2 separate regions of the Mus musculus genome follow, and region 2 is linked to region 1. A link is a loop called in an ENCODE intact Hi-C map of the cell type or tissue named here. Cell type or tissue: heart. All regions are shown on one strand. Links, peaks and the distances in the headings refer to the core of each region. The heading gives the core; the rest is flanking DNA.

What was found. A loop is a pair of places that touch in the nucleus more often than their neighbours do. Peaks named below come from ENCODE experiments on the same cell type or tissue, not always from the same donor. Only the 100,000 strongest peaks of a DNase experiment are listed, where the experiment ranks them.
Region 2: a loop joins it to region 1, with 2.1 times the contacts of the local background. A loop is called at or near these places in 2 of 42 quality-filtered maps.

What each region holds. Positions count from the first base shown.
Region 1 is chr7:19,203,876-19,213,760 of GRCm38, reverse strand. Eml2 (echinoderm microtubule associated protein like 2) reads right to left here. Exons shown (of 22, transcript NM_001347582.1): 21 at 9,729-9,859; 22 at 7,279-7,675. The coding sequence ends at 7,550. Gpr4 (G protein-coupled receptor 4) reads right to left here and starts at 1,223. Exons shown (of 2, transcript NM_175668.4): 1 at 1,127-1,223. In heart, for the core only: CTCF peaks have their summits at 1,200, 3,545 (motif pointing right) and 4,621 (motif pointing right); DNase peaks (open chromatin) are centred at 1,180, 2,280 and 2,350; H3K4me3 peaks cover 813 bases; H3K27ac peaks cover 743 bases.
Region 2 is chr7:19,065,046-19,073,045 of GRCm38, reverse strand. It overlaps Rsph6a (radial spoke head 6 homolog A (Chlamydomonas)), which reads right to left. Exons shown (of 6, transcript NM_031255.2): 3 at 6,975-7,739; 4 at 5,813-5,957; 5 at 4,895-5,012. Among named protein-coding and RNA genes, the nearest start is that of Dmwd, 7.2 kb to the left of the region's middle. In heart, for the core only: CTCF peaks have their summits at 1,829 (motif pointing left), 3,362 (motif pointing left) and 4,123 (motif pointing left); no DNase peak of the experiment used is centred there; H3K4me3 peaks cover 717 bases; H3K27me3 peaks cover 3,417 bases.

The sequences.
Region 1 (9,885 bases), core at 875-8,874:
TTTGTCTTAGCCCGGTTGAGAAATGCTGCCCAGGAGTTCAGTTCCAGGGAAGGGGAGTAAGACAAAGCAGGAAGGAGTTAACAGAGACCCAGCCAAAATTCTGGAAGGGAGGAAGGAAGTCCATTCCCCCCCACCCCCACCCCCAGCCAGGAATTCCTGAGACAGGAGGGTGGGGTAGGTGTGACCTCAGAAGCCATGGGTGACTACAAAGTAGGTACTAGAGTCATGGTGTCACTCAGAGTCCATTTGCTCTGGATTGCAATCCCACTGTCCCCTACCCCAATCCTAAGCAGCCCCACAACCTTGAGGAAAAGGTTCCAGGATGTCTCAGGACGTAGGGAGAGTGATGGGGGCAGAGGCACTAAGAGCCAGAGAACCAGAAAAGAGAGGGTGGGAAGAGACACACTGAGATGGATATACAAAGTTGGGGTTTGTTTGAGTTGGGGACATACAAAGAAAAAAAGGAGGGGGTCTCACATAAACAAGGGAATGGAGGCCAAGGATGAGGTAGAAGGGATCCAGAGGCAGATGGGAAGAGCAGGTAGGGGACCCCAAAAGATAAAGAAATAGAGTCCATTGGGTTTGTTGCTGAAGAACACCTACAACATTTAAGGGGCTGAGGCAGGAGGATGGCCAGCCAGTTTAAGGTAAACCTGAACTGTACAGACAGAATCTGTCTATAAAACGCCAGAGGGTGGAGAGTCGGGTGTGGTGACATATACATGTAATCCCGGTATACTCTAGGAAACTGAGGCAGGAGGATTGCCGTGAATGTTAGGTCAATGTGGGCATGAGAGTGAGTTCAAAGATAGTTTATGGTATGCAGTGAGATCGAGTGTGTGTGTGTGTGTGTGTGTGTGTGTGTGTGTGCGCGCGCGCCCGCGAGACAGACAGAGAGAGAGAGAGAGAGAGAGAGAGAGAGAGAGAGAGAGAGAGAGAAATGAGAGAGACCCGGAGGCAGGGGATCTTAGGGACCCCAGGCTCAGGAGGGAGAAGCAGAAAAGATGAGTTCTCCAGAGCCGAGTGGCGGAGAGGGGTCGCTGCGGGGAGACTGAGGCAGCGGAGCGGCCACCCAGAGTCTTGGACCTGAGAAGGGGTAGAATGGGAACGGAGGGATAGCACCCACCTGCTCCGCGGCTGGGCTGGGCGACCGGCGTCTCTGACTTGGTCCCGACTCTGCACAGCACAGGGACCCGGCGGGCGCCCCCGCGGGGCAGGACAGCAGCGACAACCCCTGGCCCGGGGCTGGAGTCGGAACCCAGGCCCCGCCCCAGCCAGGCCCGCCCCCATTAACCCCTCCTCTGCCGCTCCCCTGCACCCCACCGCGTCCTCCCCCCCCACCTCAGGAACTCAAGCCTGGAAATCTCACCTGCTGCTTCAGGGGTACAATCCATTAACTCCTTCCTTACCCTCTCTCCAATTCCACACTTCGAATTTAAGCCTTCTTCTGGGAAAGGTAGCTTAGCTTGGGACCTTCCTTCCTGTTGCTTCCTTCTTTGAAGAGCCCCCTCCCTGCAGGCCTCTGTTAATAACCTTCTCCATATCCCTCTATCCCTCTAAGGGACCCAGAACAAAGGGGTTTGTCTCAGCAGACAGGCGATTGCTACTGATGCTGAACTCAATCCCCAGGACCCACACGATGGAAGGAGAGAATGGGATTGTGCAAGTTGTCCTCTGACCTCTGCATTGTCCGGTGCCATACACCTCAGATAGATAAATGTAAAGGAAAACATGTTACATGGTGGCCTCTTAAGTATCCACCTCAAGTCGAAGGAGCCTTGGGGGTCAGAGTTTAGGCCTTGCCTCTGTTTCTTCCACAGTCAAAGTAGTCAGACACAGTCCTTTTCTCAACCTGTCTCTTGTCACTTCACAGAGAGCATAATGTAAAATCTATTTTAAAAAAGTCTCGTTCTGGGGTACCTGTGCATGCCTGCACTCTCTCAGCACTTGAGAGGCTGGGACAGGAGGATAGCTGAGAGTTTTGAGGGCAAAGTGGGCTAATGAAGTTCTATCTTTAAAACGTTTCGACTTGGCTGTCCAGGACACCCTAGTCTGCCCTCTAAAAGTCTGATGTACCCATAGATCACTTCAACACCTCACTTTGCCAGGACTGTACGTTTCTATCCTTTCCTGATCATCAGCCTCCCTGCTGGCGGGAGGGCCATTCTTGAGTTCAGGTTGATTACTCTTGTGTGTCTGTTGCCTGGAAGTGAAATTCCCATTGTTTTCAGGAAGTGTGCAAAGGTTCCAAAGAGCCGCATTGCCCTCTTTTTATCTCGGTCGGTCACTTCCTGCACAAATTAGTCCTGAGAGGTCATTTATAGACTCAGGGACTTCTGATCCAACAGGAATACAGCCCTCCAAAAACAACAGCAGTGATGGTGTTTACAATTCTAGTTTACATAGTTATTTTATCTTGGCTGAGAAGATAGAACCTATGGCCTTACACACACTAGGCAAGAGCCACACCCCAGCCCTCACTGGGGAATTCTAGGCAGGGGCTCTCTCACTGAGCCACACCCCAGTGCCTCACTGGGGGATTCTAGGCAGGGACTCTACCACTGAGCCACACCCCAGCCCTCACTGGGGGATTCTAGGAAGGGCTCTGTTATTGAGTATACCACTCAGTATTGTGTTGGTTGTTTCAGACAAGATTTTATTATGTAACCCTGGCTGATTAGAGATTCAGAGAGGTCCACTTTATTCTGTCTCCTTAGTGCTTGGTTCACCATACCCAATTCTTTCTTTGTTAGTGTGTGTATAGTAACATCAGGTGCCCTTGTGTGAACATGTACACATATGTCTGTGAGGATTTGTGTGTGCATGTATGTGTGTGTATGTGCACATAGAAGCCCTTTTAGGTAGTTCCTCTTAGATTTTTTGTCTAAGATTTTGGTTTAGTTTTGGTTTCTCTATGTAGCCCTGGCTGTCTTGGAACTCACTCTAAGAACAGGCTGACCTTGAACTCAGAAATCTGTCCCCTTCTGCCTTCCAAAGGCTGGAATTAAAGGTATGTGCCAACTCATCTAATTAAAATCCTTGTTTGGGGGCTGGAAAGGTGGCTCAGCAGTTAAGAGCACTGACTAAGTCCTGAGTTCAGTTCCCAGCAACCACATGGTGGCTCACAACCATCTGTAGTGGGATCTGATGCCCTCTTCTGGTGTGTCTGAAGACAGCTATAGTATACTCATATGCATAAAATAAATAAATAAATAAATAAATAAGTTTTAAAAAAAAATCCTTGTTTATCATTACTCTGTGTAGGGACATGGGGGAGCTGGGTGAGTATCTTGACACTCATATGGGGTGAGTGTCTTGGCACTCATGTGGGATGAGTGTCTTGGCACACATGTGGAGCCTTGTGGGGCTGGTTCTCTCCTTCCACCTTCATGTGGGTTTAAGGGGCCAAACTTAGGTTGTCCGTCCGGCTTGATAGCAAATGGTTTTACCCTCTAACTCAGCTCAACAACTACAACATGCCACACTATTTACAAATGTATATGTTTGTTCACATGTATGTCTGTGCACTCTGTGCCTGCAGTACCTGTAGGAGCCAGAAGAGGGAGTCGAGTCCCCTGGAACTGGAGCTACAGATGCTTGTGAGCTGCTATGTGGGTACTGGGAATGGAACCTGGGTCCATTGGAAGGGCAGTCAGCGTTCTTAACAGCTGAGCCATCTCTCCAGCCCCACATCCATGTCCTCATGCTTGGATGGCAAGCACTTTCCTGATAGCCGTCATCAGCCATCTTGTCAGTACCCCGTTCTTTCTTTTAACATCGCAGATTAGTTTCCACCCGGTCTACAGCTTCACACTAATCCAACGACTTAGAAGGAAAAGGGAGCTGTTGTAGCACCGCTGTGTGGCCTTGGGTAGGTGACCTCACCTCTCTGAACCAGTGAATTCTCTTCTTCCAGGGAACTTAATAGGCATAGGAAATGAGCTGGTTAACCACAAAGCAGGGACACTCACAGCATCAGAGAGTTAAAGGGCAGAGCCAAGGCAAGTGTCATGGCAACCTTACATGTAAATCCCAAGAGATGAGACATGGTTTTACCCAGCCCAGGAGGGCCTTGAACTTCACAAGCAGCTGAGGTTGACCTTGAACTCCTGATCCTCCCACCTCCATTTCAGATTGTTCGAGTTACAAGTGTGAGCCGCCACGGCCTGGTTCTGAAAAGCAAGTCAGAGTGCCCAGTGGCTTGGGTGGGGGTGGGATCGCCCTCTCCTCTAGCTAACCCTAAGTTGCCTCAATGTATTCCAAGTCATGGCAGGCAAAACACAGCTCCTCTCTGAGGATCACTGGGAAACATTCACAAAGGCTGGCGCTGACGGTTTTCAGAAGGACAGAGAGACCCTGGAGAGGACCTGCAGCTATGAGACCATCACCACCCAAGCCTTCAGGGTGCAAACACAGACCGAGGAACGAAAACTCCTTCTCATCCCCTACTCTCAGACTGGAGGGGACGGGAACTCTGGTTGGGTGCAGGCTATGCACAAGGCAGTTTCTCACGACCCAGCTCAGGGACACTGAGGGGACACTGAGGGGTGGATGGAGAATCACCAGCAATTTTTCCAACTGGCCTTTCAAGGGATAATTTTCCATGCAGATCCAAAGATGACCACAAGGGGACGGCAAAACATTAAGAGCTAACAAGCATTTGTTTCTCTATCTATAGTCTGGGTCACCTTCCCAGAACTTGGATTGTTGGAATCCATTGGGGGGCTGGGGGGAAAGAAGGCTTGACCCAAGAATGTCAGAAAACAGGCCTTTAAAAGCCTAGGGAGACTTTGTCTCAACAAAACAAAACAATAACAATAAGAAACAACTTAGAGATGTCTTGGAATGGTGGCGCACAACTGTGATCCCAGAACTCAGATGGCGGAAGCAGGAGGCTCAGGTTCAACCCCCAGCCACACTGGGATTGGCATACTGTACCCAGCTCGGCTCTTTACACGGGTGCAGGGGATCTGAACTCAGGACGTCATACTTGTATGGTGTTGCTGACTCCTTCCTGGGAGAAGACCTAGGCACAGTCTAGCCCTCCTCCCAAGAGCCCAAGACAAACCGAGGCACACGCTACTCAAGTGCGCACGGGGAAGCAATGAGGGTTTCCAACCTCTGAGGGGTCTTCCCTAGCCAGCACAGGTGAGGGATCCCCGGCGGGGATATGAGTGCTCCTCCCAACAGGCTACACCAGAAAGGCCTTTACCCAGAGGGGATGATGACAGCTCATATATGCATAGATGGAGCCCCACCCCACCCCTCTGTGCAACCACTTGCAGCTTGGACATCATTGCACACCACAGTGGCTAGGAAGTGGCTGAATACTTAGGGTCTTGTGTCCCAAGGGGGTGTAAACAGTTTTAAAGCCCAGCACAGCGGGATGGAGAGGTGGCTCAGCGGTTAAGAGCACTGACTGCTCTTCCAGAGGTCATGAGTTCAATTCCCAGCAACCACATGGTGGCTCACAACCATCTGGAGTGGAGTCCAATGCCCTCTTCTAATGTGCCTGAAGAGAGTGACAGTGTATTCATATACATAATTTTTTAAAAAAATTAAAAGTTTAAAAGCCCAGCTGGGATGTTTCTTTTGCAAGGGAACACAGGTGAAGTCCGTAAGATGGCAGGCACTTGTCTCAGAGGACAGTCACTACTGCAGCAAGCACTTTACAGACTGCACCCTTTGCACAAGCCCTTTGAGGAAGTTGAATTCAGTAGTCTTTGGATAAGACACACTCAGCTATTCAAACACACTCTAATTGCCACTCAATAAACAGTGCCCAAGTTCCTGCCTCTGACTGAACTGGGCAAGGAGACAGCTAGGAGACAGCATGGAAGTGACCAAGAATCCTGGCTCTTCCTACCCATGGTCCAGAGAAAGTGAGAGACACAGATCTGTCCCCAACAGGCAACACCCAGAGTTGTCGAGGCCTGTGACAGGGGCCAGGAGATAGCTGGAGCCACAAGAGGCTTTATTTGATTTTATTGGAAGGAGATAACACGCATCAGAACTTCCACCTGGAATGGCTCCTTCACCCTTCTGTGTTAAGGTCTTTCTGTTGCCCCTTCCATGATACCACTTTGGTCTCAGCATCTTCTGAGGCAGGTCTGCCCTTTCCATGAGGTAGTGTTGAGGTTGTCTTGGTTTTCACTGTACCCACAACCATGCACACACATTCACACACACACTTACACACACATGTATACTCACACATATTCATGCACACATACACACTTGTGCACACACACACACACGTGCACAGGCATACACATATACACAGGCATACACACATGAACACATATGCACACATGCACATACACACATATACACTCATACATGAACACTCATATACACACACATACACACATGCATGCCACATAGGAATGCTGCTTACAAAATTTGTTTGCTTGTTTGAGTAGTGGAAGGAACATTTGTATCCTGGCCAGACATTGATAGGACAATGCCTTCAGGCCAGTAGGTTGGAAGTTTGGTGGCTTCCTTTCTTTAGTGTGTTTGTGTGTGTGTGTGTGTGTGTGTGTGTGTGTAACATTGTAGACTCATTCAATCCTCCTTTGCACGGGTCCTCAAGCCACAGGCTTGCCCTGCAAGGCATCGTTAGCTACCGAGCTGCCTCACAAACCCTCTCCAACTTATGTTTTTAACTACATTTACTTGCCAGACATGGCTGTGCACACCTTTAATCCCAGCACTCAGGAGGCAGAGGGAGGTGAATCTTAGAATTTGAGGCCAGCCTAGAACATAGAGTTCTAGGACAGCGAGGGCTACACAGAGACCTTGTCTCAAAAACCAAAACCAAACAAACAACAAAACAAAAGAAAGTAAGGGAGACTGTCTTAAAGACCAAAGTAGATGGGGCTGGAAGGACGGCTCTGGGGTTCAGAGCACTTACTGCTCCAGCAGAGAACTCAGTTCTGTTCCCAGCATTTACCTTGAGCAGCTCACAACTGCTTACAACTCTAAATCCAAGAGACCTAGAGCCCTCTTCTGGCTTTCAAGGGCAGCTGAACACATGTGTAGTCATAGTCATAGATACACACACTACTACATAATGTATTTTTTAAAATTACAATAAAATCAATTAAATGTTACTGTAAATTGAAATCTCTTTTAAAAAAAATATAGCAGAGAGCAATTGAGGAAGACACCTGATTTTGATCTCTGGCCTCCATAACACACACACAAACACACACACACACACACACACACACACACACACACACACACACCCCAAATAAATAGACCAGACTCCAGACATCTCAGTGCATAAGTCTGTATTTCTGAATGATATAAAAGAATAAACTTAAAAAAAAATACCCCAAACCAAACACCAATGGCTCCCACAAGGCATGGTGGCCCATTCGTCCCACCCCGATAAATAGAGACCTCTGTCTGCTCCCGCCCGCCCCATAACCCCCTCTTCTATAGACATACTCTGGGTATATATTACTGTACTCCGCAATAGACATCTCCCAAAAATAGATCTCAACCCTGCCACAGGACGCTACCCTGGCCCCACACCCCTGCTTCAGGCCACCCGCCACTGCAGCACGCTCGTGTCTTTGCCCCCAGTGGTTAGGGCCATGCTGTCATCCCACAAGAAGGCCACATTAGTCACATGGCTGCTGTGTCCACCGTATTTGTGGCTGAGGGCCTGTTAGAAGCGAAGAAGAGGGAAAAAGAGGTCAGAAGAAAAAAACACTACCTGGAGACTACTGCTGTTTTCTTCTTTAGTGCCACACATAAACATGTGTGTGCACGTGTGAGTGTATGTGTGTGTATGTGTTTGTGCGTGTGTGCATGTGTGTGTGCGAATGTGTTACAGGTTTTTACTGTATAGTCCAGGTTGTCCTAAAGCTCATAAAGCCCTTGCTTCATTTTGATTTAATTTATTTGTTTGTTTATTTATGGTTTTGGTTTTTGGAGACAGGGTCTCCCTATGCAGCATTGGCTGGGTATCCTAGAACTTCCTTTGTATAGCAGGCTGGCTTTGAACTTAAAAAGATCTGCCTGCCTCTGCTTCCAGAGCTGAGATTGAAGGTATGCACCACTACTTGATTTAATTTTTAATTACATGTATATATGTGTGTCAGAGTATAGGTTTGTACAGTTGCCCATGGAGGCCAGAAGAATGTGTTGGATCTCCTGGAGCTGAATATAAGTCAGCCCCGTGATGTGGATGCTGGGACTTGAACTCAGGTCCTCTAGATGAACAGTGCATTCTCTTAACTGCTGAGCCATCTCTCCAGACACCCCTCCCTTCTTGTGTAGGCGTATGTGTACATGGATGTGCAAGTACCACAGAGCAAATGTGGAGGTCAGAAGATAACTCATAAGGGTTGGTTCTCTCCCTCCCTCTGCTATGAAGATCTTGAGGATTGAATTTCAGCCATTAGGTTTGGCAGTGAGCACATTTACCTGCTGAAGATATGGCGCAGTGGTAGAGCCCCTGCCTAGAATCCCCAAGTGAGGGGCTGGGGGCGTGGCTCAGTGGTAGAGCCCCTGCCTACAATCCCCAAGTGAGGGGCTGGGGGCGTGGCTCAGTGGTAGAGCCCCTGCCTAGAATCCCCCAGTGAGGGGCTGGGGGCGTGGCTCAGTGGTAGAGCCCCTGCCTAGAATCCCCCAGTGAGGGGCTGGGGGTGTGGCTCAGGGATTTGCCTAGTGCGCAAAGACTCTATTCCGTCTTCAGCGCTGAGGATAAAGGACAGATAAAACTTGTAAAACCTGGTTTCACTGAACGAATTACCATTAAAAGTGGGCTGTGGCGATCTCCCGTGGGGAGACTGTGCCCACACTCAGTATGGTTTACTTTCCTCTTTTTTTTCTTGAAGGCCACACTTAGACTCTACAGTCTTTCTTTTGAGTGCCTCTCTCTTAACCCTCATGCTTAAGTTACAGGTTAAGAACATCGACTGCTCTTTCAGAGGTCTTGAGTTCAATTCCTAGCAACAACATGGTAGCTCACAACCATCTGTAAGGGGTCTGATGCCCTCTTCTGGTGTGTCTGAAGAGAGCAATGGTATACCCATATATATAAAATCTTCATTAAATCCTAGCCCTGCATCATTAAGAAAAAACGTTGGGTGTGGTCAGGAGCAGACTCTTCCAGCCTGGGGCAACTCCTCTCAATAGCCATCTGGCTCTGTAAAAAATTGGTCTTTGTTCTGGGCCCATAGGGAAATCCTGGGTGCTGGGAATGCAAACCCTGAGCCCTATAGTCATACACCCAGCTTAGTGAGGACAGTGGCCTCTCAGATCTTATTTGTCCAGGCACACAGTAAGTGCTCATTTAATGCTTGTAAAAGGAGAGTATGCAATAACCCCAGAGCTATGGGTTTCATCTCTGAACCCTGGGAAAGACCCTGTGCCATGAAGACATCCAATAGCTGTGGGGAAACTACAGTTCCGAGAAGAGTAAGTAAGATGAACAACAGCAAAAGGCTAGGGAGGCAGCTGAGAGGGCAGAAAAGCACTGGGCTCCATCTCTGGCAACACATAAACGTGGGCTGATGGTGCACATCTATAATCCTAGCTCTGGGGAGGCAGAGGCAGGGGGGTTGGTGGGAATTGAACATCCTTGGCTATAGCGGGACTTTGAAGCAAACCTGGGCTATTTGAGACCCTCTTCCAAAAATAAAACATATATCCCCACAAAGGAGTGAATAGGCCTCCAATCCCACACCCTTAGGCTCTCCAGAGAGACTCACTCTCGGCTGACAGCAGGGGTAGCTGAACAGGTGCACTTTGCCAAAGTCGTCAGCAGAAACCAGCAACTTCCCATCATGAGAGCGGGCCACAGCATTGATGTCTGTGCCATCTGCTCCCTCGGGCCAAATCCCTGTAGACACGACAAGAGAAATGATA
Region 2 (8,000 bases), core at 1-8,000, 140 kb after region 1:
GATTGCAAGCTCCTTATGTCGACTGAGCCCTGTTCAAGGACTCAGTTTACACTCTGTCTTGGAGTGTTTCCGTGGACACTTAGAGAAGAATGCCTGTTCTGCTGGGGCTTATTTGGGGGCAGGGGGTGTAGAGTGGCTTTGAATTAATTTTAGTTAATTTTAATTCTAAAAATAAAGCAGATACTTAATTTGGTTATTGGAAAACCTCCAAGGAGCCCTGGAACGCCTGGGTACATGAATCTGCTTCTTTTTTTCCCCTCTCTCTCTCTCTCTCTAGGGGAGCGTGTCACTATGTATCCCAGGCTGGCCATAAACGGGAGATCTTTCTACCTCAGCTTTGTTCCTACTTGGATAATTGATGTGTATTAGTAGCCTGGCTAAGGTTAATTTCTTTTTCCCAGTGGTAATGGAGATTGAAGCCAGGGTCTCCTACTAGCTAGACAAGCACTTAACTGCTGAGCCACACCCCGTGCCCCTCACTGGGGGATTCTAAGCAGGGGCTCTACCACTGAGCCACGCCCCCAGCCCCTCATTGGGGGATTCTAGGCAGGGGCTCTACCACTGAGCCACGCCCCCAGCCCCTCACTGGGGGATTCTAGGCAGGGGCTCTACCACTGAGTCACATTCAAGTCCCTCACTGGGAAGTTTTAGGCCAGTGATTTACCATAAAGCAGTAGCCTACGCTCTTTTTTTTTATCTTGAAATAAATTCTAAGTTGCTCAACCTGGCCTTAAGCTGACTCTGCAGCCAAAGCTGGCCTTGGAACACCCCATCTTCTTCCTGCATTGACTTCCTGATACTCTGAGCTTACTGGAATCATGAGCCCAATGCCATCAGCTGAGGAAGACTTTCTTTTTTTTTTTTTTTTTTTTTTTTTTTAAAAAGATTTATTTATTTATTATATGTAAGTACATTGTAGCTGTCTTCAGACACTCAGAAGAGGGGGTCAGATCTTGTTACGGATGGTTGTGAGCCACCATGTGGTTGCTGGGATTTGAACTCTGGACCTTCGGAAGAGCAGTCGGGTGCTCTAACCCACTGAGCCATCTCACCAGCCCGAGGAAGACTTTCTGATGAAAACTTCAAAACGAAGCTGAGATTCATTTTAATGGAAAACACGTTCCAGATTCCAAAGACTTGTTATGAAATAAAAAGTGAAAAATAGACCTGGGCAGTGGTGGCGCACGCCTTTAATCCCAGCACTCAGGAGGCAGAGGCAGGGGGATTTCTGTGTTCAAGGCCAGCCTGCTCTATAAAGCAAGTTCCAAGACATTCAGGGTTCCTGGCTACATGCAAAAGGTTTGTGTAAAAATGTGGGAGTGGTGGGGCTGGAGAGATGGTTCAATGGATAAGAGCACTGACTGCTCTTCCGAAGGTCATGAGTTCAATTCCCAGCAACCACAGGGTGGCTTACAACCACCTGTAAGGAGATCTGATGCCCTCTTCTGGTGTGTCTGGAAACAGGGAGTGGGCAGGGGACAGGGGGCAGGGGGCGAGGAGGGGCAGTGGCAGCTGGAGAGATGCCTCCACAGTTAAGAACATTGGTTGCTCTTCTTGAAGACCCAGGTTCAATCCACACAGCAGCTCACAGCTGTCTGTAACTACAGTTTTAGGGGATCTAGCACCCTCACCCAGACATACATACAGCCAAACACCAATGCACATTAAATAAAAATAGATAAATCTTTTCTCAAAAAGTGAAATGAGTGCTGGAGAGATGGCTCAGCAGTTAAGAGCACTGACTGCTCTTCTAGAGGTTCTGAGTTCAAATTCCAGCAACCACATAGTGGCTCAGAACCATCTGTAATGGGATCTGATGCCCTCTTCTGGTGAGTCTGAAGATAGCGACAGTGTACTTGTCATATATATAAAATAAATAATATATAAAAAAATTTTTTTAAAGTAAAATGAGAGCCAGGCGTGATGGTGCACGCCTTTAATCCCAGCACTCAGGAGGCAGAGGCAGGTGGATTTCTGAGTTGAGGCCAGCCTGGTCTACAAAGTGAGTTCCAGGACAGCCAGGGCTACACAGAGACACCCTGTCTCGAAAAACAAAAAACAAAAAACAAAACAAAACAAAAAAAACTAACCAAAAAAAAGTAAAATGAAAGGTTGGGAATGTGGCTCAGTAGTAGAGCCCCTGCCTAGAATCCTCCAGCGTGGAGTTGGGGGCGTGGCTCAGCAATAGGGCACTTGCCTAGAACAGGCTTAAACCCTGCATTCAATCCCAGCACCACAATACAAAAAATCAGCCTGAACCCCAGGCTTTTTACTAGATGTTAGAACTAGAATTTTCATCTTTGCCAGATTCTCAGTGAGTCCTATATATTTCATATGTAAACCTGGTCTAGAATATTCCTCCTGTCTGTCCCTCACTGGCACTTCCTTTCCCTGTGGAATGAAGAATGAAGGTTGCTGTTCTACAGAATCCCGGAGGACTCAGGCATGCAATTAGGAGCTTATCTGCTTTGTAACTGGTGTTGTACAACTGATGACTGTCCTTGTGTTCCCACGGTCGCATCCCTGGCTGCCTTCCCCACAAGGGTCTGGGGTTGGTCCCTCATGCAGCTGCCCAAGGTAGCCCTGGCTTTCCTGGAACTCTAGAACAGGCTGACCTTGAACTCAGAGGTCTGCCCCCGGCCCCGGCCCCTGCTCCTGCCCTGAGTCTAAAGCTGTGTGCCACCATGTCAGGCTCATCTATAGAGCCTCGTGTGATGATATGCGCCTGTAATCCCAGTACCCCAGAAGCGGGGGGCAGAAGGATTGAGAGTTCAAGGCCAGCCAGGGCAGCATAGTGAAACCCTGCATCAGCAACAAAAAGGCTCTTTGGGGGGCAGAGAGACGGCAGCACAAGTGGGTGAGCTCAGGTTTGATCCTGGAACCCATATAAAAAGTCAGATGGAGATATGGGAGGTAGAGACAGGACAATCTTGTGTGGAAGTTCAAGGAGCTAGCCTGGAGTACACAGCACAGCATAGCCACAGAGACCCTGCTGAAATGAGGGCACGTGTGTGCTCAGCCACCCTTAGTTAATGTTAAAAGATTCTTCCACACTGACAGTGGAGCACGCCTTCAACCCAGCATTTGGGGCCAAAGGCAGGTAGATCTCTGTGAGTTTGAGGCCAGCCTGGTCTACATTGTGAGTTCCAGATGATCATGTCTCAAAAAAAAAAAAAAAAAAAAAAAAAAAAAGAAGAAGAAGAAGAAGAAGAATCCCACATAAAACAAAACAAAATTTCTCTTTAGCTGGAGTGATGGCTCTGCTGCTAGGAGTGCCCACTGGTTTGGTTTTTGGCACCAAAACCAGGAGGCTCACAACCACATACAACTCAAGTCCTGGAGGCCCAACAGCGCCCTCTTCTGGCTGTCAAAGGTGCCTGCATGATATGGTGCACATAAAGTAACCTGGGCATGCAAGGGCGTGAAAAAAAAATACACGTAAATAATATGCATGACTTTGTTTAGTATATTCTTCTATAAAAAGGCAGAAGATGGGCTGGAGATATGGCTCAGTGGTTAAGAAAACTGACTGCTCTTCCAGAGGTCCTGAGTTTAATTCCCAGCAACCACATGGTGTCTCACAACCATCTGTAATGGGATCTGACACCCTCCTCTGGGGTGTTTGAAGACAGCTACAGTGTACTTACATACATAAAATAAATTAATTTTTAAAAAAAGGCAGAAGATGAGCCAGGCAGTGGTGGCGCATGCCTTTAATCCCAGCACTTGGGAGGCAGAGGCAGGCAGATTTCTGAGTTCGAGGCCAGCCTGGTCTACAGAGTGAGTTCCAGGACAGCCAGGGCTATACAGAGAAACCCTGTCTCAAAAAACCAAAAAATAATAATAATAATAATAATGTTGCCCTTTAATTCCCCCACTGGGGAGGCAGAGGCAGGTAGGCCTCTGAGGCAAAGCAAGTTACAGGACAGCCAAGGCCACACAGAGAAATAATGTGTGGTGTTGGCATAGAATAGGAGGGTTAGAAAAACTCTACTTTCAGATTCTGGACAATAATAATAATAATAATAATCGACAAGAATATGGTTAAAGTTTGCATGAAATTCCTTCTGTACAAAACCCAGAGCAAGTTCAAGTTCAGAGCAGAAAAGTTCTGCCCTCTGGTGGGCAGAGCAGGGATTGCAGCCAAGCTGGTTTAGGGATTTAGAGACAATTTAAAGGTAAGAAGGGCTCAGAAAAAAAAAACCCAAAAACTGAATGAATGAATGAATGAATGAATGAATGAATGAATGACGGGAAGGGGAGTGGAGGTGATATATGTGTGTTATTATATATTATTTATATATAATACATTGCATATGACATATGTATATGTAACTTTTTTGGTTTTTTGGTTTTTTGAGACAGGGTTTCTCTGTATAGCGCTAGCTGTCCTGGAACTCACTTTGTAGACCAGGGTGGCCTCGAACTCAGAAATCTGCCTGTCTCTGCCTCCCAAGTGCTGAGATTAAAGGCGTGAGCCACCACGCCCGGCTATATATAACTTTTATATGTATTTTATTTATGTGAGTACATTGTATCTGTCTTCAGACACACCAGAAGAGGGCAGCAGATCTTATTACAGATGGTTGTAAGACATCATGTGGTTGCTGGAAACTGAACTCAGGACCTCTGGAAGAGCAGTCAGTGCTCTTAACTGCGGAGTCATCTCTCCAACCCCTATATGTATTTTTTGAGACAGGGTCTCTCTGTGTAGCCCAGGCTGCCCTTGAACTCACAGAGATCTGCCTGCCTCTGCCTCCCAGCTTTTGAGATTAAGGACCTGTGCCGCCATGCCTGGCGGGACTTGTCAGTCTTTTGAGAGAAACTATCATGGATCCTGGCAGATAAGATTTCTTTACCATAGGCGGACCCTTGAGTCAGGGCAACGGCGTACTTGCCAGTGGCGTAGGCATAGGCCCCTGGCCAGAGGTTGGAGCGCACGATGGCCACCGAGTACTGAGGGCTGAGGCTGCAGGAGAGGCGGGTGGTCCAGGGCGACAGGTGCATGATTTCTGTAGGAGAAGGAAAGGGGCGGGGTGGGGTGGAGTGGTCAGGGCTTGCCACGCCCTGCCTTATCATGTGGGCGGAGAGACAGGAAAGAAGGGATGGATCGCCCCCCCCCCCGTCCCCGTCCCCCCCCCCCCCCCCCCGTGCAAGAGCTAGGACTCACACCGAGATCCCTGGCTCTGGCCTCTCTCCCCTGATGCTCCCCCCCCCCAAAAAAAAAGGGAAAACCAAGAAAGAGTCTTTGTCTCAAGGCCATGGTCACTGTCACATGCCACGCTTAGATAAAAGATGGACACGTTCCCTCAGACCCATAAGGGTTTCTTTTAAACACAAAAACAATCAATCAATCAATCAATATTTTAAAACGAACAAACACAAAATCAAACAGGGTCTCAAGCTGGAGAGACGGCTTAGCCGTTAAGAGCACTGGCTGCTCTTCCAGAGGTCCTGAGTTCAATTCCCAGCACCCACATGGTGGCTCACAACCATCTGTAATGGGATCTGATACCCTCTTCTGTCATGCAGGCATACATGCAAACAGAGTACTCATATACAAACGGTGTCACGTGGCCCAGCCTGGAGTCTCAACCTCCTGGTAGAGCTGAGGACTGCTCATGAGCCTCCTGCTTCTTCCTTCCCCGATGCTCGGATGGCGGGCTTGTGCTCCCATGCCCGCTGTACATAAGCAATCCCCACTGAGGCTCAGAGGATGCGAGACATCAGTGCTTCCAGGTGTGTTGCTCTCCCTGCTCTACCAACCCCGCTAAGGCTGGCACTGCGCCTGCCCAGATAGGAAGGGACTTACCTGCATCTTCTGAGAGCGGAGTCAGAAGCGGAGGACCGACCTCCTGCTCCACCTCCTCCATTGCCTCGTCTGCCTTCTCTTCCTCCTCCCCTAGCTCTTCTTCCTCCTCTGTTTTCTGCAGTGGGTTCACCCATGTACAGCGCCCCTGCGGATGCAACAGCAACGTCAGGTGGCGCCCTAAGACAGAGCCTAGCCTACTGTGGGAGAAGCTGAGGGGCCAAATAGGCCCCTAGAACAGTGGGCTTGTCCCTGTGGCTCCAAAGGCTGCCCCAGTTATGCGCTAGCAACTGCCTTGGGACAGCAGCTTCTATGACTGGACACATTGTTGATAAAGGATATATATCTCAGTATTTCTGCTCAGGGAGTGTCATTCAACAGTGGTAGAGTCACCTGTGCCTCCCTCATTGAATTGGTGTACTCTGTCAAGCCAATTAACACTCCTATTGGTGTGTGTGTGTAGGTGTGCATGTGTATGCCCTTGAACTCCCTCTGATCAATGATGGCTCTTTGAATAAAAATGGAGGCAGGTACACAGCATAAAGCCACTTCACGTTTTCTCAGCCATACATGGGGATCAGTCCTTGGTCACAAGTGTGGTGGCTTCTGCCTGTGGCACTGGTCTGCTGCTGCTGCTGCTGCTGCAAAGCCATCTGGGAAGATGGAACTCCAGCTGAGAAAAAACATCCGTCAGATTGGCCTGCAAGCAAGTCTGTGGGGGAATATTCTTGATTGACGGTTGGTGTGAGAGGGCTCAACTCACTGTGGGCGATGCCATCCCTGGGCAAGTGGTCTGGGGCTGTATAAGAAAGTAGGCTGATTCAAACCATGGGGAGCAAGCCGGTAAGCAGCATTCCTCCATGGCCTCTGCTTCTGTCCTGTATCCAGGTTCCTGCCCAGACTTTCCTCAGTGGATATGTAGCCAAATAAACCTTTTCTTTTCAAAGTTGCTTTGGGTCATGGTTGGATGAATGGGTGAGTGGATGGATGGGTAGGTAGGCGGGTGGATGGATGGATGGATGAATGGATGGATGGATGATGGATGGATGGATGATGGATGGATGGATGGAATGATGGATGGATGGATGGATGGATGCTGGGCTGGATTGGGGTAGGTCCTAGGCAGTGTACAGGGTGGGAAGCTCCATCCTAGCTCCATCCTCACCTGAGGCAGGATGTGCTGAGTGTGATGTACCCAGTTGGCCATGGAGTCCACGAGCTCCAACACGGGGATGCCCTCAAAGTCGGGGTTCTCCTCAAAGGAATCGCGTCCCGCGCCGCCCTCCTCCTCCTCATCGCCCTCCTCCTCGCCGAACTGGTAGAAGCCCAGCGGGCTGATGTGTGTGGCGGCGGAGATGCGCGCAATCTGCGCGCGGAGATAGTTGGCCTCGTTGCCCGGGAAGGGCGGATAGCTGATGACCGGCGTGTCCAGGAAGCCAGTGAAGAACTTTTTGATCTTGCGCGCGCACACGATCTGCGCGGGCGTCACGTGCGGCAGGCGCGTCCACGGGCGGCCTGGCTCGTTGCACACGAAGTACAGGTATTTGTTGGTGCCACTGCGGCTCTCCTCCTTGGGGATGATGGGCGGCGGCTTCCACTGTGGCTTGGGCACGCTGTCCACCACCTTCTCCTCATCCTCCTCTCCCTCCTCCTCACCGTGCGTCTCCAAGACCTCGCCTCCCTCCATCATCTCCTCCACCTCCTCCTCCTCTCCCTCCTCCTCGCCCTCGCGGAACTCCACCTCAGCCACCAGGTAGCTGCGGCTCAGGCCCAGGATCTTGCCCCAGAAGCGGCACATGTGGATGGGCTGCTGCTCCACCAGCTGCTTCAGGGCCAGGAAGATTCGGAAGCTTTCGTCCGAGCTCAGCCCCACGCCCGCCTGCTCGAAGTAGAAGGCGGTCTCCATGATGTTGGGCACCGGGCTGTCAGTCTGCAACAGGGATTGAGAAATGGGTAGAAGGAAGTCTCAAGACTTCCTAGCCTGATCCTCCTGCCATCGCTCGGGTCCTGGGAACGGAACTGGGCCAGCAGCAAGACCCGAGCCAGTCATCTAGCCCAACTCCTTCGCCAGAGTCAACAGACTTGGGCGACTTAAGCCACCAGTTTGGAAATGTCCTGGGGAGAGTGTCCCCTGATGAAGAAGAAGGGGAAAAAAGGAAGAAGAAACCACACCAAAAAAGAATCATTTTCT